Linked DNA regions of Homo sapiens: region 1 is linked to region 2. Evidence: read pairs that join two places in POLR2A ChIA-PET (ENCODE). Cell type or tissue: PC-9. All regions are shown on one strand.

Evidence for each region. ChIA-PET counts read pairs that join two places held together with the same protein. Peaks named below come from ENCODE experiments on the same cell type or tissue, not always from the same donor. Only the 100,000 strongest peaks of a DNase experiment are listed, where the experiment ranks them.
Region 1: POLR2A ChIA-PET joins it to region 2 with 5 read pairs; 2 of 35 experiments call an interaction of 5 or more read pairs at or near these places.

The regions. Positions count from the first base shown.
Region 1 is chr3:187,431,909-187,436,908 of GRCh38, forward strand. No RefSeq gene overlaps it. Among named protein-coding and RNA genes, the nearest start is that of LINC02041, 13 kb to the right of the region's middle. In PC-9, no CTCF peak of the experiment used is centred here; no DNase peak of the experiment used is centred here.
Region 2 is chr3:186,839,771-186,844,770 of GRCh38, forward strand. It overlaps ADIPOQ (adiponectin, C1Q and collagen domain containing), which reads left to right and starts at 2,940. Exons shown (of 3, transcript NM_004797.4): 1 at 2,940-2,979. RefSeq lists enhancers at 240-397, 2,980-5,000, a promoter at 2,264-2,962 and a cis regulatory region at 2,364-2,391. In PC-9, no CTCF peak of the experiment used is centred here; DNase peaks (open chromatin) are centred at 291 and 2,061.

The DNA of each region.
Region 1 (5,000 bases), 590 kb after region 2:
ATAAGATTAATATACCTCAAGCACATAGCCTTGCTTGATTACAAAGAGAAGAAAAGAAAAAACACAAATTACTAACATTGGAACACTATTTTATTATCTACAGACATTTAAAAAATCTTAATACTTTAATGACAGTAAATTAAGTAATTTAGACAAAACTGGCAAATTTTTTGAGATACAAATTACCAAAACTAATTAGAAACAAGAAAAAATCTAAATAGCCCAATATCTGTTAATGAAATCAAAAGTTACTAGAAAGATTTCCAAAAAGAAAATTTCAAGTCTATGTGACTTTACTCATCAATTTCATCAAATGTTTAGAGAAGAAATGAGATTGTTTTATAACAGATTCTCCAGAAAAAAGAAGAGACAGGACTTCTCAACACATATTATGATAATCTTGTTTCCAAAATCAGACGCATTATAAGAAAACCACAAACCAATATCTCTTATAAATGTAGACATGAATTTCCTTAAAAGTACATCATTAAATAAAATCTAACAAATCTTAAAAAGAATAATATATCAAAACCAAGTGGGGCTTATCTTCATCATCTTAGTCAGTACTTTGTCCATGATGAAGAGAGATTTATTTTTCATAATTCTTAAGGCTGGGAAGTCCAAGACTGGAGTGGGGTGGGGTTGGGGGGGTGGGCAGCTACATCTTGCAAGGGCCTTTGTGCTGCATCTTCCCATGGTAGAAGGTGAAGGGCAAGAGAGGGAGAAAAAGACAGGGCCAAATTCAACCTTTTATAATAAACCTACTCCCAAGATAACAGCCTTAGTCCATTCATGAAGGCTCCACCCTCATGGCCTAATCACCTCTTAAAGGTCCCACCTCTTAACCCTGTTACATTAGGGATTTAGTTTCCAACACATGCTTTGGGGGACAAAATCAAAATGTCCACTTTGCTTGTATTCAGAGTTGAACTGGAGTTCCTAAGCAGTGTCTTAAAACAAGAAGAAGGAGGAGAAAGAGGATAGGAAAGGGAGGAAGCGGGAGAGGGGAGAAGAAAGAGAAAGAAAAAAAGAAAGAAAGAGATGCCAAGCATACAGATTGAAAAAGAAGACTTGGCAGGGTGCAGTGGCTCATGCCTGTAATCCTAGAGCTTTGGGAGGCCAAGGCAGGTGGATAGCTTGAGTCCAGGAGTTCAAGACCAGTCTGGGCACCATGGCAAAACCTTATCTCTACAAAAATAAAATTAAAAAAATTAGCTGGGTGTGGTGGCACATACCTGTGATCCCAGCTACAGTGAGCCAAGATCATGCCATTGCACTCTAGCCTGAGTGACAGAATGAGATCCTGTCTCAAAAAAAAAAAAAAGAAGAAAGAAAGAAAGAGAAAAGAAAGAAAAGAAAGAAAGAAAGGAAAGAAAGAAAGAGAAAAACAAGAGTTAAACTATCTTTATTGGCAAATGGAGAGAATCCTAAGTAATCCTTTGAAAGTACAAAAGCTAATGAATAAAGTTAGCAAGGTTGCAGGATACATGATCAATAGAAAAACCAATTGTGTTTCCATACAAAACAATTTAAAATAAAATTTTAAAATTAAAGCATTTTAAATTAGAGAAAATTTATTTACAACAATATTTTCAAAGCATAAAATCCTTAGGGATAAATGTAATGCAATATGTGCACACCTCTATACTGAAAACTATAAAATATTCCTGAGAGAAATTTTAAAAGACTTAAGTGAATGGCATGGTATACCATGCTCATTATTTGAAAGGCTAAATGTTGTTAAAATATTAATTCTCCTCAAATTAATCTATAGAATCAATTTAATCCCAATCAAAATCCCAGAATGCTTTTTTGCATAAATTAATAAGCTGAATTTAAAATGTATACAGAAATGCAAAGAACCTTAAATAACCAAAACAGTTTTATAAGAGAAGATAAACTTTGGAAGGCAGATACTACCTTATTTTAAAACTTATTAAAAGCTATGATAATCAAAACAGTGTGGTATTAGGGAAAGACAGACAAATAGTTTCATGGAATAGAACAGAGAGTACAGAAATAGACCCACATGTATATGGTGAGTTGATATTTTACCAAAGTGCCAAAGAAATCTAATGAAGAAAGACATTCTTTTAAACATGTGGTGCTGCAAAAACTGGCTCCCTATAGATAATAAAATAAGCTTTAATCCATAGCTTACATCATACTATAGTACTAACTTGAGATAGGTTATAAACATAAAAGCTAAAACTATGAAACTTTTAGTAGAATATATTTGTGATCCTAGTGTAAGCACAACTTTCTTAGAAAAAGCCATTAAGAAAAATGAATAGTCAAACTAAACTGGGAGAAAATGCACACACACACACACACACACACACACATATATATATATACACACACACACATATATACACACACACACATATATATACACACACACATATATATCTGACTTCTATTATATATAGTTATAGGTAAGCAATTTTTATACTTCAGTAATAAAAAGACTTTACAGTTATGCCTTATAACTCTTACGATATTTTTTAGTTGACAAAGTACTTTTCTACCAATGTTTTTATGTGGACTTTACAACATTACCCCATGAGATTAAACAGTATTAGGATTATTTTTCTAATCTTACAAATGTAAAAATGAAGCTCAGAAATGTATGTTTTCCAAAGAACTAGAACTAAATCCTGAGTCTTTGAGGCACCCAGTTCATCATCATTGCCATCACACTGGCTGGTATGTCTCACTTAGGTTGATTTCTGATATGCCTCTCCTTATGGACTGACTCCTCAGGCTTACCTCTTAATTAGAACAGCCCTGGCACAATACCAAACCCCTTTCCTTGCCAAACTCCAGCTCCGAGCTTCTTGTCTTTCCAATTGCAGATTACAGCATTAAACTCTGGTTGAGCCTGAATGATCCCATATAGTCCTTCCCAGGTAAAAAATTCGTTAGATGATGGTTTCTTAATCACAGCTCAGCTGCCTCCTTGGGTTATTTATCTGATTCTGGGCATGTCACAAAAAGAATGTTGTTGAAAGGCAATGTAATAAGTATGCATCAATCCTGCAGCCTTTCTTATTAAGAAATTTCAAGAGGGTCCACCTTCTCGAAGGAAGCAGCACTTTGCTACAGAGGCAAACACATCCCTTGGCATTTTACAAACCCCTCTGAAGGGAGTGGAGAGACAGCTCATCTTAGTGACAGATCTGTTGCAGGCAGTAAGAGGGCAACAGGGAGTCAGACTGCTACCTATTACCGTCATTATTATTGCTGTTGTCATTATTATGATCATATTACACATTCACTTAATGGTAACAACAGGGCCTGGCCCCAAAAGAAGTCTCAAAAAAAGATGTAATCTCTTCCCAGAGGCCTCATTTTTAAGTCAGATATGTTTCTGGTAATCCATTGTCACAGTCCTCTGTTGCCATCTGTTTTGGGTATCTGTCTGTGTGCTCTGACTAGCCTGGTCAGATAAATGTCAATAAACTGTGCGCACAGAGGAATTTTCTCTCTTATGTATGCTTTACTTTTGATGAACCAGGGCCTATTCTGAAGATAACATGACAGATTTATTGACATAATCATGCATATACTTCCATCTTCTCAAATAGGTCTTGGAGAACCTAATAAAACGCCTGGGGTTGAAAGCGACCTCAGAGATCCAACTACATAGCGCTCAAATTCTGCCCTTCAGTTGCCATCCTGCTTATGCTTGATTGCCCCTAATGTTGGAGAACACAGCACCTCCTGAAACAGTCGATTCCATTCTTAGACAGCTCTTCTTTTTATTAGTTCTTAAGTATCTGCTGTCACCTCCCTTCTCTTTTCAGAGACCGGCATTCTCCAATCTGTACAGGAAAACAGCTTTCTCCTATCTTTGCCCATGGCTCTACCCTCACTGGAGTTCTCCCTAGCACTGGGGAGTTCTCCTATTGCTCTGGTTTTTCTATGGCTGCCCTGCAAATCCTCTGGGCATCATCTGGAGCTCATGCTCCAGTAAAGGGGCTGTTGCTTAATAAGCCTCCCCAAAATGTAGTGGCTTAAAACAATGATCCATTATTTGTTATGATCTGAAGTGTTGGCTGGGGAGTCTGCTCTGCTGGTTTCACCTGGGATCCCTGCTAGGGCTGCATTCAGTTGGAAAGCTTGGCTAGGCTAGAAGAGGCAACATGGCCTGAGTGTCAGGTATTGCAGTTGGTGCTGACAGTGACTAGGACTCCTTGGTTCTCCCACAAGTGGCTGCTCGTTCTTCCCTAGGCTCAACTGGCATTCTGACATGGTCTCTGGGTGGCTTTCCAAGGTGGCAAACATGGAGCTTACAAGGCCTCTTAAGGCCTAACCTTGAAAATAGCACATTATTTCTGACACATTCTATTGGTTAAAGCCAATCACAAAGCCAGCCGAGCTTTAGGGTGGGGAAATCGACTCCATGTCTTAATGGAGTGTGTCATGTTTTTCATTCTACCAATGCCCTGTCTGCTAGAAAACATGGAAGATTGAAAGTACGGGTGGAGCACAAGGGCTTCCTCCTTCTCTTTTTTCACTCTGTTTCTTCATTTTCTTAACACCATTCTTTCTGGGTATATGGTGTCGTGCAAATTTCTTTTCTAAGGAGTTTCAATTATCTTGAAAGAGAATTATTACATAAAAAGGAAGAGAGCATGGTTGTAGCAAATGTAAACATTGCTTTGAATCTCAAAAATGAAGGCACTTAAAGACCTGTGAGGGGGTCCTCTGTGGCCATTTTACCAAATCTCAGTCTGGTTCTTCTGTCCTCAGGTTCAGTAATTTCTGCCTCTTTCATACCGAGGGCCTCATTGTTCAAGGGCCTCTATCCAAATTTCCACCCCCTCCACTTCCTTCTAGGAAGCCTTACCTCTTTACAAAGGATGAGATTCCCCTTACTCAGATTCTTTATCTTTTCCAGATATAAGAAGGGTTTAAGATTGAAGCATGTGATCTTAGCACCCCAAGCCTTCACTGATGTTGGTCATCGGCCAAAGTTCAGACAGGCAGGCACA
Region 2 (5,000 bases):
GGCCATGCTTAAACATATTTAAGATAAATTAAGTGATTTGGCCTGTTTCAGTATCCCAACTCACATGCTAACAGGGGCTTGACCTGTAGCTACGGTACCCTGGAGGAAATGATCGCATTTATTTGGTTATTTCGGTCTAAGTAGTAATAGTTCTGTCCTGGGAAAAAGACTAGCCTCAAGGCATTTCTGATTGAATGTTTTTCAATTACAGTCTTTAAACCAGTATGCCACAGAACTGGCTCTTTCCACATGACGGCCTTTGTGGTGGGTGGCAGATTGCCCTGAGGCCTCGCAAAATGCTAGGCTTTCACAATGTCACTGACTGACAGCCAGGCCCAGCACAGTCTTGGTGTGATTGTGGGGCTAAAGTTATTCCACCTTGTGCAATAGCTACAGCTTTCTCTAACCAGCTGCATTCTTATAAAGTTAGAAGAAAATACTTTTTTTTTTTTGAGATGGATTCTCGCTCTGTTGCCCAGGCTGGAGTGCAATGGTGCGATCTCGGCTCGCTGCAACCTCCGCCTCCTGGGTTCAAACGATTCTCCTCCCTCAGACCCCCGAGTAGCTGGGATTGCAGGTGCCTGCCACCACGCCCGGCTAACTTTTTTGTATTTTTAGTGGAGACGGGGTTTCACCATCTTCGTCAGGCTGGTCTCAGACTCCTGACCTCAAGTGATCTGCCCGCCTCAGCCTCCCAAAATGCTGGGATTACAGGCATGAGCTACTGTGCCCGGCCAAAGAAAATACTTTTTATGCCAGCCCTGAAACTACCCTGAAGCACATACATCAACCTTGAGGCCTCACACTCCATCAAGAGGGGTGAAGGGCATGAGGAATTAGAAAGCATAGGGATTTTTAGTTAGACAGATCTGGTTCAAATCCTAGACTTGTGCCTTGAACAAATTATTTACCCTCATTGAACTCTAGATTCATTATTTGTAAAATGAAAGACAATAATAGTTATCTCCAAAGGAAAGTTGAATATGATCATTCATTTATTCATTAATTCAACATTTATTATTGCCTACTTTGTGCCAGGTTCTATTCTAGGAACTAAGGGATACAACTTTGAATAGGCAAAATCTCTGCTCTCCTGAAGTTTACTTTTTTTTTTTTTTTTGAGACAGAGTTTCACTCTTGTCACCCAGGCTAGAGCGCAATGGTGCTCTTGGCTCACTGCAACCTCCACCTCCTGGGTTCAAGTGATTCTCTTGTCTCAGCCTCCCAAGTAGCTGGGACTACAGGTATGTGCCACCACGCCCGGCTATTTCTGCATTTTTAGTAGAGATGGGGTTTCACCATGTTGGCCAGACTGGTCTCAAACTCCTGATCTCAGGTGATATGCCTGTCTTGGCCTTCCAAAGTACTGGGATTACAGGCCTGAGCCACTGCACCTGACCTGAAGTTTATGTTCTATTAAATAGCAACAGACAGTAACATAAACCAAAAATAAATAGGAAAACACCATAACAAAAATCAAACAGTGATATAATTGAGAGTTGCTTCTATTTCTTTTTGTTGTCTTCTTGGTTCAATCAGCCTGCTAAACTATATGGAACCTCATTTTCATGGGCCACTTATTTAAGCCGGGGGACCTTGGAAAGTCTCTCATGTCTCTCATCTCAACGGCCTAATGTGACTTCTCTTGAAATATTTGGACATTAGCAGGAAGCTGAGGCTTTACATCAGATCTTTACTTTAATGGTGGACTTGACTTTACTGGTAGATTTTTAGGCTCTGTGTGGACTGTGGAGATGATATCTGGGGGGCAGGCAGACACTTGCCCTGCCTCTGTCTGAGAAAATTCTGTTTTGGATGTCTTGTTGAAGTTGGTGCTGGCATCCTAAGCCCTTGCTGGGGTCGTAATTTAATTCATCAGAATGTGTGGCTTGCAAGAACCGGCTCAGATCCTGCCCTTCAAAAACAAAACATGAGCGTGCCAAGAAAGTCCAAGGTGTTGAATGTTGCCACTTCAAGCCTAAACTTTCTAGGAACACCTAAGTGGGTGGCAGCTTCCAGTTCTCCAGGCTGCTTCTAGGCCAGAGCTGGGTTCCACAAGAGACAGAATAGGCATATATATGCTTAAGGAACTGGAAAAACAGGCTCTCTCTCTCTCACAAACACACACACACACATACCAAGGTAGCTGTCAAAATGTTATCCGAAATTTTGGAACCAAAAAATCTTGAAAGATGGTATTCCAATATCACATTTTATGTAAGTTTTCTATTATATTAGATTCAAATTACGATTCGAGGCCACAAGCTTTAAGAATTCAGGGCCTTTTTAACTTGCCAAGCCCCACACCACTCCAGGAACTTCCCCACACCCCAGTTCTCAGAATTCATGTGCAAGGTCTTTCCTAAATCCAGGGTCCAGGTCAGAGAGTGGAGGATGTGCTCTATTTCTTACCTGATTGCAGACCCCTCTGACAGTGCTCCCTTCTGAAGCACTCACTGTCTGAACGTACACAGTCTCAGACTTAATCATGCACAGTGAGCAAGACTGTGGTGTGATAATTGGCGTCCCTGACTTATTAGGGCAAATCTATGGGAGGGGGAGACCTCCTGGACCACTGAGCAATTAATTCATTTACATTAGGAAGTTTCTCCGTCAGATGCAGGAAAAAAATCTTGTTTTCCTGCTGTGGTTTTGACTTTTGCCCCATCTTCTGTTGCTGTTGTAGGAGGCAAAATAAGGGTCAAGGCCTGGAAACACAAGTGCTTTGACTGAAGCTCCACTTGGCTTCCGAAGCCCAAGCTGGGTTGTACCAGGTTCCCTAGGGTGCAGGCTGTGGGCAACTGCCAGGGACATGTGCCTGCCCACCGGCCTCTGGCCCTCACTGAGTTGGCCAATGGGAAATGACAATTGTGAGGTGGGGACTGCCTGCCCCCGTGAGTACCAGGCTGTTGAGGCTGGGCCATCTCCTCCTCACTTCCATTCTGACTGCAGTCTGTGGTTCTGATTCCATACCAGAGGGTAAGAGCAATTCTGTGAAGTTCCAGGCTGGGTGGGGGATGCATGCATAGCCTCTGGCTGGGATCACCCAGGCTCTCCCGTCCGTAGTAGTGTGGGAGTGGATACAGGTGGATACTCTGGTCAGAGCAGCACTGGTGGAGGCAGATATGCACTGGGCTTCTTCCTCCGTTCTCCCACAGCCCCAAGAGAGAAAGGGTTATTTCAGACATTCCTTCTAAGATGCATGGAACCATTCTGAATTTTGCCCAGTTCGCTCTGTAGCAGGATACCTATTGAGAAAAAGTTAGGGTCAGTAAGGTGGAAGGGTCTGTCCACAGATGAAGTCCAATTCGATTAAGGGGGATAAGGGAATACATTGCCTCTTAGCTTGACCAGGTAGGGCAAAGGAAGAAGCATATATGAAGGCAGCTTCAGAAAAGTCAAGCTGAGCACTGACTTCAGACTGGAATTAGGAATCCAGCTCTGCCACTTTATTCTACTCAGCAAATATTTACTGAGCAAATTCTATGGGCTAGACAGTGGATTGGGTTCACAAGATACAATGAGTGTGACATGGTTGTTGTCTATGGATTTGGGGATATATGTAGGTATAGGGATATCTTACAAGGTAATCAAGAGGTTCTAATGAGGCCAGCCATGGTGGCTCACACCTGTAATCCCAGCAATTTGGGAGACCGAGGCGGGTGGATCACCTGAGGTCAGGAGTTCCAGACTAGCCTGACCAACATGGTGAAACCCCGCCTCTACCAAAAATACAAAAATTAGTTGGGCGTGATGGCAGGTGCCTGTAATCCCAGCTTCTCGGGAGGCTGAGGCAGGAGAATTGTCTGAACCTGGGAGGCAGAGGTTGCAGTGAGCCGAGATTGTTGCCACTGCATTCCAGCCTGGGTGACAGAGCGAGACTTTGTGTCAAAAAAAAAAAAAAAAGAAAGAAAAGAAAAAGAGGCTCTAATGAGATAAAATGAGAAAAGCCTGGCATATAGTGGCAACTTATGAAAAATTGTAATTAAAAAAAAACATTTTCTGACAGAAGAAACTGGATCTACCTGGTTTTTCTGAAGCCTAATCCTGCTCGCCCCAGTGAGTGCTGTTTCTGAGGCATCCTGGTTGTTTTGAGCTGTGGATGCTGAAGGTTAGAGTGGGAGGGATTTTAGAGGTTAGGTCTGCCCCTCTTGTGTTAGAGGACATGGATCCCTGGTCTGGAGAGGTTCTGGTTTTTGGATCAAGCCTCACAAGGGGTGGCACCAACTCACTCCTAGGAACTCCGCTAGAAGGAAGGCCAGCTCTGCCTAATTCGGTTGGGGAGATGGGGGTCCCTTTATGCTAGCAGAATATGTCCGAAGGAGCATGATGGTGTCAGCTTTGTTCATGAAGGCCAGTGGTACACAGGGAGCCCGGCAGCTTCCTCAGCAGTCCCTGCTGCCACTCTTCCTTAAGTCTTGAGGAGTCTTTTTTTGGCACAATCTCAGCTCACTGCAACCTCCGCCTCCCAGGTTCAAGCGATTCTCCTGCCTCAGTCTCCCAAGTAGCTGAGACTACAGGCATGCGCCACCACGCCCAGCTAATTTTTATATTTTTAGTAGAGATGGGGTTCACCATATTGGCCAGGATGGTCTCGATCTCTTGACCTCATATTCCACCTGCCTCGGCCTCCCAAAGTGCTGGTATTACAGGTGTGAGCCACTGCGCCTGGCCGAGGAGTCTTAAGCTGAGATCACAGCATTGCACTCCAGCCTGGGCAAAAAAAGCAAAACTCCATCTCAAAAAAAAAAAAAAAAAAATAGACACAAGACTGGCTCCTTGTCTTTTTTGGGGACAGGGTCTCACTCTATCACCCAGGCTGGAGTGCAGTGGTGCAATCACAGCTCACTGCAGCCTCGATTTCCCAGGCTCAAGTGACCCTCCCATCTTAGCCTCCTGAGTAGCTGGGACTACAGGTGTGTGCAACCATGCCTGGCTAATTTTTAAAAATTTTTTGTAGAGATGAGGTCTCACTATATTGGCTGGGGGGCCTCAAACTC